2 separate regions of the Homo sapiens genome follow, and region 1 is linked to region 2. A link is a loop called in an ENCODE intact Hi-C map of the cell type or tissue named here. Cell type or tissue: heart right ventricle. All regions are shown on one strand. Each heading gives the region's core, and the rest is flanking DNA. Links, peaks and the distances in the headings are about the cores only. Region 1 overlaps MIR100HG (mir-100-let-7a-2-mir-125b-1 cluster host gene). Region 2 has its middle 78 kb from the start of MIR125B1.

Region 1 (5,394 bases), core at 119-5,118, 66 kb before region 2:
AGAAGATCGAACTTTGGAGTGTGGCAGAGTAAGGGATGGAAACCGGGCCCTCCAGTTCACTATCAGTAGCTTTTGCACTGGTCTGCCCTTCCTAAATTAAGTATGCACTTCAATTTGATGAGTGGAAACAGTCTATCTGGGCAGTAACCAGGGAGCTTTGTGCCTAGTAGATTGCTTCTGTTCTGCACTTCTTTGGTTTCCCACCTCAATGTAAAAAATAGCTAGCAATGAAGTCCAGAAGTTGTCAATGGTTCATCCCCAGAAGAATGCATAATGTCCAAAGTTGTATGTGTATGATGTCTTCAATGGTATTAAGTTATTTCAAATTCTTAGTTCACCTACATAAATCATTTCTAACAAGCATCTTCTTAACCAACTTTATGCACAGTGTATGTTTGTAAGTGCTTCTGCACGAATGTTTATACATGACTGTTTCCATAGTACTTATGTTTTTAAAAATATTCAGTCATTTCCTACTATAATCCTCATGTATCCATGTAACTGACTCAAAAATACTTCAGCCACAGAAAGCTAAAACTGAGCAAATCTCATTCTTCTTTTCCATCCCCTTTGCATGTGGCTGGCATTTAGTAATGATTAATAATATGGCCAGCTGAATAACAGAGGTTTGAGACACAATTCTTTCTCAAAGGAGTCAGCTAAGCTGGGTCTACTTATGGACAAACATCTAAATGTGTGGAAGTATCTGATATTTGACAATGGTAAATTTCCACTTAGCTAGCTAGCATTGTCAGACTTCAATCTCCTCATGGCTCTGGCCGTCCTGTTTTAAGCATGATAATTGTTGGCCACATCTCACATAGTTCTCATTGAGTGAGTTCATAAATAAACAGGGTTTTTTTTTTTTTTTAAAGAGCAGCCAAGCACAAAGTGTGACTTTGTTGACATTTTATGTGACTTTGTCATATGTTCCTAACCCCCAATAAAAGCAATGTTGCATCAACTGTGAATTTGTGTTGATTTCTTGAAAAAGCATGCTCTTATAATTTATTTGTTTTCACTAGTGTATATCAAAGTTAGTTTCAAGATCCACGAGGAACAAGTCAGCTAATGTGATAGGAAAATTTAAATGTGGAGACAACTTCTAAAGGATCCCATGTTACCTTTAAATAAAAGGTACTGTCATCTACCAAGTCAGAAACCAAGGTCTGGTCCTTGTCTCTTCCATCTCCGCCAGCCATGGTCAATCACTCAGGTAATCTTTTGATTTTTTTTCTCTTTCCATTGTTCAAATATGTCTACTTCTCTCCATCTATGCTACTGCATTAAAGAACAACACTCATTTCTCACCTGGACTACAGCACCATGCCTCCAGTTTTCCTCTCCACACTGCCAAGGGGCAGCCGGGGAAATCTCTCTAAACCACGAATATGATTGTATTATTCCATGGCTTCAAACTCTTCACTGGCTTCCCATTGCCCTTGAGATATCGTGACACCTAAAGCCCTTCATGCCCTGATCCTGGCTCCAACAGTCCTCTCTGGACTCATCAACTCTTCAGCCCCTCTGTGATTCTAGGCTCGTGCCATCCACCTGCCTTTTCTTAATGTTCCCTCTATCTTCTGGGCTTTCTCACACACTTCAGCTTCTACCTAGTACTTTCTCCACTACACCTTCCAAACTCCATCCCTCATCCTTCACATCCCATCCTAGAAGTCATTTTCTCTGGAAAGTTTTCACCCCAACCTCTACCAGCGCTAAGACTAGCTTCCCCACCTAGGCGCTTTCATGTCATTCTGAGCTTACCTCGTATTAGCATTTATCTTCCAGTGTTGTGCTCATATTTGAATATGAGATTCTAGAGCTGCACCATTCAACAAGGTAGCCACTCATCATATGTGGCTATTTCAATTTCAATTAATTAATATTAAGTAAAAGTAAAAATTTAGTTCCTCAGTTGCATTGCTCACATCGCAAGTTCTCAATAGCCACATGCAACTGGTGGCCACTCTGTTGAACAGCACAGATATAGAACACATCTATCACTGAGAAACTTCCATTGGATAGTGCCACTCCAGAAGATAAATGCTATGTTTTGCTTGTTATTTTATCCTCCAGACTTGCAGCCCTTTCTTAACTGGGGTTTGCTATGTGAACCACAGAGAACAAAGATATGATTTGAATGCTATTTCCTCAATTCTCCCAAGAATGATATATTAAAAATACAATTTTACATGCAAAGGAAGGAAAATAATTCATCACGGGTAAAGACGCTCAGAGCATTAGGGTTCAATTCTAGCATAAAACCCTGGTCAGGAAAGTCTACGATAGCCTACCACAATGCTTGGCATCAAAAGTACTTCGTAAGTGTCCGCTGAATGAATATCACACCTGGACACATAAAGACAATTAGTTTTCTTAATTTTTACCTAGATGTGTAAAGTCATGTAGGAGACATGTCTTTAGCTTCCAAAGGGCCCCTTCTCTAGAGAATGTGATAGACAATTTTTTAAAATTTCATCCTAAGGATAGGTGAATTGTATTGCAGCAAAATATTACCTATTATTTCACTTTCTTTTGACGTTATACAGACCAAAAAAAGAAGAGAATTGAGCTCTTATTAAGTGAATGAGATGAACATAAAAATGATTAAAGTAGATACAGCCATCTACTTTGATATGCCCTATATCTTTTAGTAATTGGCCAAAGTTTCCTAAAAATATTAACTATTTACTGAGCACCTACTACGTGCTGGGCACTTTGTTCAGGTTTGAGGATACAGGAAGGAACAAGATGGACACAATTCTCACACTCATAATAGATAACATTAATATGATTATTTCAGTTCCTTACTGCACTGTATCCAAAGCATGAGTTTTAAACCCTGGCTGTATATCGTAACCACCTGGGGAGTTTTGAAAATACTGATACCTGGGACAGATTCTGACTTAGTTGGTGTGAGTGTGGCCTAGGAATTTGAATTTTCTAAAGCTCCGCTGGAGATTGGAATGTGCAGGCAAAGTTGAGAACTGTTGACTTACGGGAACATAATCTTAGACTCAGCTCAGAAAATCGAGAGTTTTTGGTATCAATAATTGATAGCATATTAGAAGGAAAACCATCTGTTTAACACAGTTTTGTTTATTCCTCAGAATATAAACTGATACTTAACAGTTACTGAGTTGTCCAGGTCAAACAGCCAGGTCATGATTGAGATAAGACCTGACCCCCAGGTTTCTGATTTTAACACAACACTCTTCCTGCTACACTAACTATCTCAGGGAAATGGAAAATATAATTATTTTCAAATCAAGAGACAACCAATATCCACTGTAGTCATAATTTTTAACAGCAAAATTGAATTTGGACCAATTTGAATCCCATATACTCAAATAATTCTGCTAATCTGCTAATCAAACGTGAAAATGCAGCTCCTTTAAAAATATCCATATATATATGTATATATATATGTATACATATACATATACATATATATACACATATATATGCCCATAACGAGGGTACAGAGGATGCTCATTTCTCCAGGAATCCTGAGCACATTTTTACAAATTCAAAAATCAATATACATATATTAAACTCCACTAGAAGGATATTTTGCCTTTAAACTTGAATAACTCAATAGCAGAAATGGTAGTGGGAAGGCAAAATTAAAAATTGCATTGTGCTCCCACATTATCTGTCCCCACCCAACTTATTATATTCCATTCCATTCCATTTCACATTTCACAGTACAGGTAAAATTGACACTCTGTCCCCATGAGAAAAGTTCATATTAAAAAATAACCACTATAAAAAATAGTTACTTCTCACAGTTACCACCATGCATCGCTTTTAGATTCTACTCATAGATCAAGAGAATCCTGGAACTCTGTCGTCAAATCTGCTCTTCTTCATCCATGTAAAAACCACATAGTGAAAATGTGCCGTTCCATATTTTAAAGGCATCAAAATAAAACTAATGTCCACATGCTTCCTTCAAAATGGATTTCAGTGTTTGAGATTCCACACAGTTGGGAAATTCTTATTTCTATTCCAAATCCCTCACGCTGTAGTTTAATCCCATTTTCTCTTGTTCCCTGTGGAGAGAAAGAACAGCCGGCCTCCATTCTTTTAAACTCAATCCCTTCATGTCCTTAAAGACAACTACCTCCCAGCCTTCTCTTCTCTGGAATAAATAAGAACAGTTCCTATCAGGAAAACGTCTCTCTTGGATTGTGCATATTCCCTGCCATATCACAGATATTCATGCTCATCACATAATGCTCATAGCTAAAACAAGCCAAGGCCAAGAGCAAAAACAAGCAAATGTATCATTGTTTTCATGAATGAAGTTACAGAACCAATAATAGACACTGAATAAATAGTTGAAAATGATGATCTTCCAATAATTGTGTGCCAAAATTATCATAATTTCTTTTACAAGTATTGGCAATGTGTTGCTTTTAGAGAGGTGAATTAAAAATTAAATGATTAGGTTTCAATTTCTTTTATGCAAGTTCTCCCCATGCCCTGCAATGGAATATTCCATTCAGCATTCCACAGCAGGAACCACCATTGCTTTGACAAAAATAGATACAGTATTGGAACATTCAGTCAATGGAGTAATCCAATTGTCTGAACATTCTTTTCTGCTTTGTCATTTACATTTTAATAAATCCCAGAATATGTCAAGCTGTATCCAGTCGTACCAAGTGTAGCTAACCACATGCAGTTACCAGATGCAATGAGGGAATCATAACATGCAACTCCTACAATGAATCAACATTTGGTTTGTGTATATTTTTAGGCTCCTACATTTTAAATAGGGATACTTTTAAAAATGAAAAATAGATATTTTGAAAAATCTGTTAGTATATTGTATATTCAGCTTTTACAAAGGAAGTTGTGGGCAAAGGGTGCACTATTTAATTGATCTAGGAATTCTGGCATCTGCTAACCTCAAGGAAAACACTATATATAGATAACAACAATGTGGAATGTCAAATTATTATTTTATGCGTATTTCTCTGCCAGTTTACTCTCTCTTCATTTAGGAGACTCAGATAAATATATATATAATATACATGATATATCATGTATATTATATATATATATATATATATATTTTTTTTTTTTTTAGACTGAGTCTTGCTCTGTCGCCCAGGCTGGAGTGCAGTGGCATGATCTTGGCTGACTGCAACCTTTGCCTCCTGGGTTCAAGCGATTCTTCTGCCTCAGCCTCCCAAGTAGCTGGGACTACAGGTGTGAGCCACTGCACCCAGCCTCAATTTTTGTATTTTTAGCACAGACAGGGTTTCACCATATTGACCAGGCTGGTCTCGAACTCCTGACCTCATGATCCACCCGCCTCAGGCTCCCAAAGTGCCAGGATTACAGACATGAGTCACCGTGCCCAGCCGATAATCATATTTT
Region 2 (5,394 bases), core at 113-5,112:
TCATCTTGCAAAACTGAAACTCTGTACCGATTAAACACTCCCAATCACTCTCTCCTTCCAGTCTCTGGCAACCATCTTTCTGCTTTCGGTCTCTGTGAATTTGACTACTCTAGGTACCTCATATAAGTGGAATCATACAGTATTTGTCCTTTTGTGACTGGCTCATGCCACTTAGTATGTCTTTGACATTCATCCATGTTGTAACATGTATCAGAATTTCCTTTTTTCTTTTTTTTTCGAGACGGAGTCTCCCTCTGCTGTCCAGGCTGAAGTGCAGTGGCACAATCTCAGCAAACTGCAACCTCGGCCTCCCAAGGTCAAGTGATTCTCCTGCCTCAGCCTTCTGAGTAGCTGGGATTACAGGGGCCCGCCACCACGCCCTGCTAATTTTTGTATTTTCAGTAGAGATGGAGTTTCACCATGTTAGCGAGGCTGGTCTCAAACTCCTAACCTCAAGTGATCCACCAGCCTCAGCCTCCCAAAGTGCTGGGATCACAGGCAAAAGCCACCACACCCAGCCGAATTTCCTTCTTTTTAAAGGCTGAATAATATTCCATTACATATATATGCCACATTTTGTTCATCCATTGATGGACACACGGGTTGCTTCCCTCTGTTGGCTGTTGTGAATAATGCTGCTATGAACATGGGTGTATGCGTGTCTGTTTGAGCCCCTGCTTTCAATTCTTTTGGGTATATGCCCAGGAGCAGAATTGTTTTATCATATGGTAATTCTATTTGTAATTTTTTGAGGAAGCTTCATACTGCTTTTGGTAGCGTTTCTGTGGAACATATAAGGCCAGGAGGAGTGGCAGCCTAGCTGGGTAGATAGGCGCCAGATCCTAGACTTTGAGTTTTATTAGGGATGTGATTAGAAGACTTTGCAAGTTTATCCCTTGGACCAGTCCTCAGTGCATATAATTGTTTGTTGAATTGATTTTAATCTAGTACAACAATGATTTATGTTTCTTTCTTCTCAGACTTTGGCTCCTCCTGTTCTTTATTTTTGTTTTCTGTTTTTGTTTTTACCACTTCGTTCCAATCTGACAATAGCGGCTTTCCTTTTATTTTATTTTTACTAGAGATACATCTCAGATATAGAAGAACATAAATAACGCTGGGCCATGAGTTTAGACAAAAACAAAACAACAGAAAGTGAACCCCTCCAAGAAAATAATGAAGCTACCTACATAGGTTAGGCTCAGTTGCGCTTCCAAATGTGTTTTAAATTAAGTCATCTCAACCGTGACTACAAGTTCAAAATATTGAAAGCAACCTTATTGGAATTGGAACAAGGCATATTTGGTTTCCTCTGAAGGATTTTTTTTAAGTGTAGTTAATAGCAGAGCTCTGAAATGTAAAAATACAGGAAAAGAAAGCCCATATGCAAATTACTCTCCTAGTAAATGGCATTAAAACTCGCCATCTTTCAGAAGTTGTGATCGCTTGGTAAAATCTCACTTATATGAAAGTGCTTAGGTAGCAACTGCATTTGTGTGAGTAAGGCCAATCAAGTGGAAGTAAGCAGAAGAATTTGGAGCAATCTAAACAAATATTCAGAGTCCATAGACTCAGATAGGTTTTGCCTTTATTTTACTCGCAATACGTACAGGCAAACGTGGTTGCCTAGTTCCCCAAGAGGACAAAATGGAAGGAATAATTTACAAGCAAGCAAAAAGAGAGTTGGCTAAAATCAGGCAAAAGGGCTAAATCTGAAAAAAAAAAAAAAAATACTACTGAATTTATAAGGAGGGGATAGTAAAAACAGGAAAGGTACACAAACCCTGAAAGAAAACACTGCCACAGCATGCAGAGTATCCTTGAATTATTTGACCGGGAAATCGACGCTTTCCCATCTCAACAGCCTCCAGTGCATCTCCACAGGAAGGCGTAGCATCCAAATTGATGCTCATAATGATTTCTTCCATCATTATGGTTATACCTTAAACAGTTGGGCCACAAAGTAGTAAAAATGAACTACTCTGGGAAATTCACATCTGCAGAGATAACTGGATCTTATGATGCCAGTTAAATGAGGTATCAGATTACAGCATCTAATCTTAGCATCATTTTGTTTGTTTGTTTGTTTGTTTGAGTCTTGCTCTATTGCCCAGGCTGGAGCGCAGTGGCCTGATTTGGGCTTACTGCAACCTCCACCTCCCAGGTTCAAGTGATTCTTGTGCCTCAGCCTCCCAAGTAGCTGGGATTACAGGCACCTGCCACCAGACCCGACTAATCTTTGTACTTTTAATAGAGACGGGGTTTCACCATGTTGGCCAGGCTGGTCTCGAACTCCTGACCTCAAGTGATCATCCTGCCTTGGCCTCCCAAAATGCTGGGATTACAGGCGTGAGTCACTGCACACGGCCCTTAGCATAATTTTATGTTTAATTATAGTAGTAACAAAACTTTATAGTTAGAGAGTTTATATAGTTTTCCTACATACTAAATATGATCTTAGGAAAGACTCAGTTTCCTTATCTGTCAAATGATGATGATAATAAAAGTACATCCTAGATCTGTTGTGAGGAGAAAATGAGATGATGCATGGAAGGCACCCAGCATTTTACATAGCCTGTGTTTCCTAAACATTAGATAGCATACAGTGCCACTGTATGATCACCACCGTCACCTCTGCCACCACCACACTGTTGTCTAATACTGTTGATCTTTATGACAACACTGTACCTGGGCTCCTATCCTCGCTCTATCATTTATGATCTGTGTGACCTTGGGAAGTCAGAACTTCCTTCTGCTTCAGTTTTCTCATCTGGAGAATAAAGACAATGCTATATAATATCTACCTTATTCAGTTGCTAGAAGAATTAAGTGAGATAATAATAAAAAACATTTAAAATAGGGAGAAGCACAGGGCAAGCATTTAAGTAACATTAGCTATGCTTATTATTATTGTTATTATTCGGTATCATTTCTAAGGAAAGTAGTTCTCAAAGTGTGGAGTGGGGACCCCTGGTGGTCCCTTTTTTAGGCAGTCCATGAGGTGAAAACAATTTTCATAGTGATACTAAAATGAGTGCCTTTTTCACTTCCATTCTCTCAAGTATGAAGTGTTTACCTGAGGCTACATGAAGTACGATATCAGTACAGATTGAATGCAGTCTTAACTCTAGCTGCCTTCTGTTAAACACTAAAGAAATTTGCAGAAATGTGAAACAATGCTCCTCTCTAATATTTTTGCAAAATATAGTTATTTTTCCATAAAAATATATTTTATGTTAGTCTACGGTGGGTTTATTGTTATTTTTAAATGAATACATATTTTTAAATGTTCAGTTTTAATGTCTAATGTGGAAAATATCAACAGATACAATGTACATAAACAAAGGTTCTTTGGGGTCCTCACTAACTTTGTGAGTATAAAGGAATCCTGAGACAGAAAAGTTTGAGAATCACTGTCTTAGTTCATTAAGCCTCAGAGTTGTTGACTCCTCAAGGTAACTTGCTTGAGATTCAAATATAGGCAGAGCCAAATTTCACCCAAAGTTTCCTGATAAGGAAACCCAGTAGTCACTATAATACGCCATACCCCAAGAGTAACAGAGCTCCCCATACGGAGGAGGGCTCTATGGTCACCTCTACCTTTTAACAGTTTGGTACTATTACAGGGCTCTGTATTGGTAGGTATACTTAACAAGACTCTACCTTTAACATGGTATTCAAGGCTAATCAATGTTTTCCAGCATCTTGAGTTTTATTCCAAGTGGCCGATCATTGTTGTACCAAATTTACATGCAGTTTTTGCCTTGTGATTAAGAAGAAGGACCTAGTGTTAATACTCTTAAGTCCTGGTTTCAAAGCCAAAACTGATTCCCATCATAGGTTTTAAAATATCAAGCAAGAATTCTCAGCCATTTGTAAGCCACTTTAAATACAGTTTTCAGGAGTTCAAGAAGTAATCCCTGAAGGAACTGGGTCAAGTTCTTCCCAGTCCTGTGTTCCTGTACCACAGATGGCTAAATTTCAGCCTTAAGAAAATACTTTGGGATACAAGAGCATACTTAAAGGAAGAAAATAAACAGAAACAGTCTTGCACAAACCTGACATATGAGGTCTCTCTTTGAATAAGCATTTGATACTTGACACTTGAGTATATGCCACTGAAACAAATTGGTTTTAAGTATGTAACATTCTGATTTAGGGTTCTCATCATTATCTTGGTAAAAAATTGACACCTGCTACATTGTCTTAAGACTTTTGTCTCAGAGGCTTCAGATTTTTACATATATATAAGCACATATATACTATGCATTTGCTTGGGTTGAATTGAAATCTCCAGTAGTAATTTGAAGAGTTTGACTTATGGGGCAATGGCACAGGTTTACATGCATTATGCAAAATTTTCTGCTAAATGCAATGGGCTTTTGGAAATTAAATTGGTTTATTTCAATCCATGCTTGTTTGACATAAATGTCACATGTATGCTAAATAACTATGTCTTTCTTCTAGTTCTGCTCCAATATTAATCCTTAAAATATTATCTCAGATAAGCTATGACTACACAATGCCAAATATCCATCTTGAAATAATAAAACTTGCTTTTATTATCCTGACATTCCCAAATCTGATATTTGACAAGATAGAGTTAAGTAACCTGATACTGTAGAAAAACAGAACTAAGCAAAGAAATGAAAATCATTTTGATCCAACCACATAGTATCACAGAACTAAATAATTTTACTCCAATATTTTGCTAAATTTAATCATTTCAACTAAATGTTATCAGATCAGTTTGTGTGTGGAGCACTGACCATTTTACTATTGAGATAATGTGAGAGGAAGATAGGGGAAACAAGCATGAAATATATGGGGCAAAGAAGATTAAACCCTCCTTTACGGAGGGGTCTGGGCAGAGCTTGCTGTCCAGCAATGAGCAGGGACTCAACGAAGGAGGCTGCCTCTGTGGTGCCTTCATTCCAGCAAGCACTGTGGATTTGGAAGAGAGGCAGCCAAGGTAGAAGATTGTATTAGGCAGGGTTCTCTTAAAGGGACAGAATTAATAGGAGAGATATATATTATATATATATAGGAGAGATATATATTATATATATATAGGAGATCTATATATTATATAGGAGATCTATATATTATATATATATAGGAGATCTATATATATGAGATATGTATATCCAGATATATATATATCTTTATTTAGTTTATTAAGTATATAATAGTTTATTAAGTATATATATAGTTAATATAAGTATATCTATACCTAATATAAGTGTATATATATACTTAATATAAGTATATATATACTTAAACTAAATATTATATATTATATATAGTATATATATTAAGTATATATATATACTTAATATAAGTATATATATACTAATATAAGTATATATACTTAATATAAGTATATATATACTA

Evidence for each region. A loop is a pair of places that touch in the nucleus more often than their neighbours do. Peaks named below come from ENCODE experiments on the same cell type or tissue, not always from the same donor. Only the 100,000 strongest peaks of a DNase experiment are listed, where the experiment ranks them.
Region 1: it touches region 2 in a loop (2.9-fold over the local background); 13 of 110 quality-filtered maps call a loop at or near these places.

What each region holds. Positions count from the first base shown.
Region 1 is chr11:122,084,680-122,090,073 of GRCh38, reverse strand. It overlaps MIR100HG (mir-100-let-7a-2-mir-125b-1 cluster host gene), which reads left to right. Exons shown (of 5, transcript NR_137179.1): 5 at 1-971. Among named protein-coding and RNA genes, the nearest start is that of MIR125B1, 12 kb to the left of the region's middle. In heart right ventricle, for the core only: no CTCF peak of the experiment used is centred there; no DNase peak of the experiment used is centred there; H3K27ac peaks cover 4,040 bases.
Region 2 is chr11:122,018,702-122,024,095 of GRCh38, reverse strand. No RefSeq gene overlaps it. Among named protein-coding and RNA genes, the nearest start is that of MIR125B1, 78 kb to the left of the region's middle. In heart right ventricle, for the core only: CTCF peaks have their summits at 252 (motif pointing left) and 2,978 (motif pointing left); no DNase peak of the experiment used is centred there.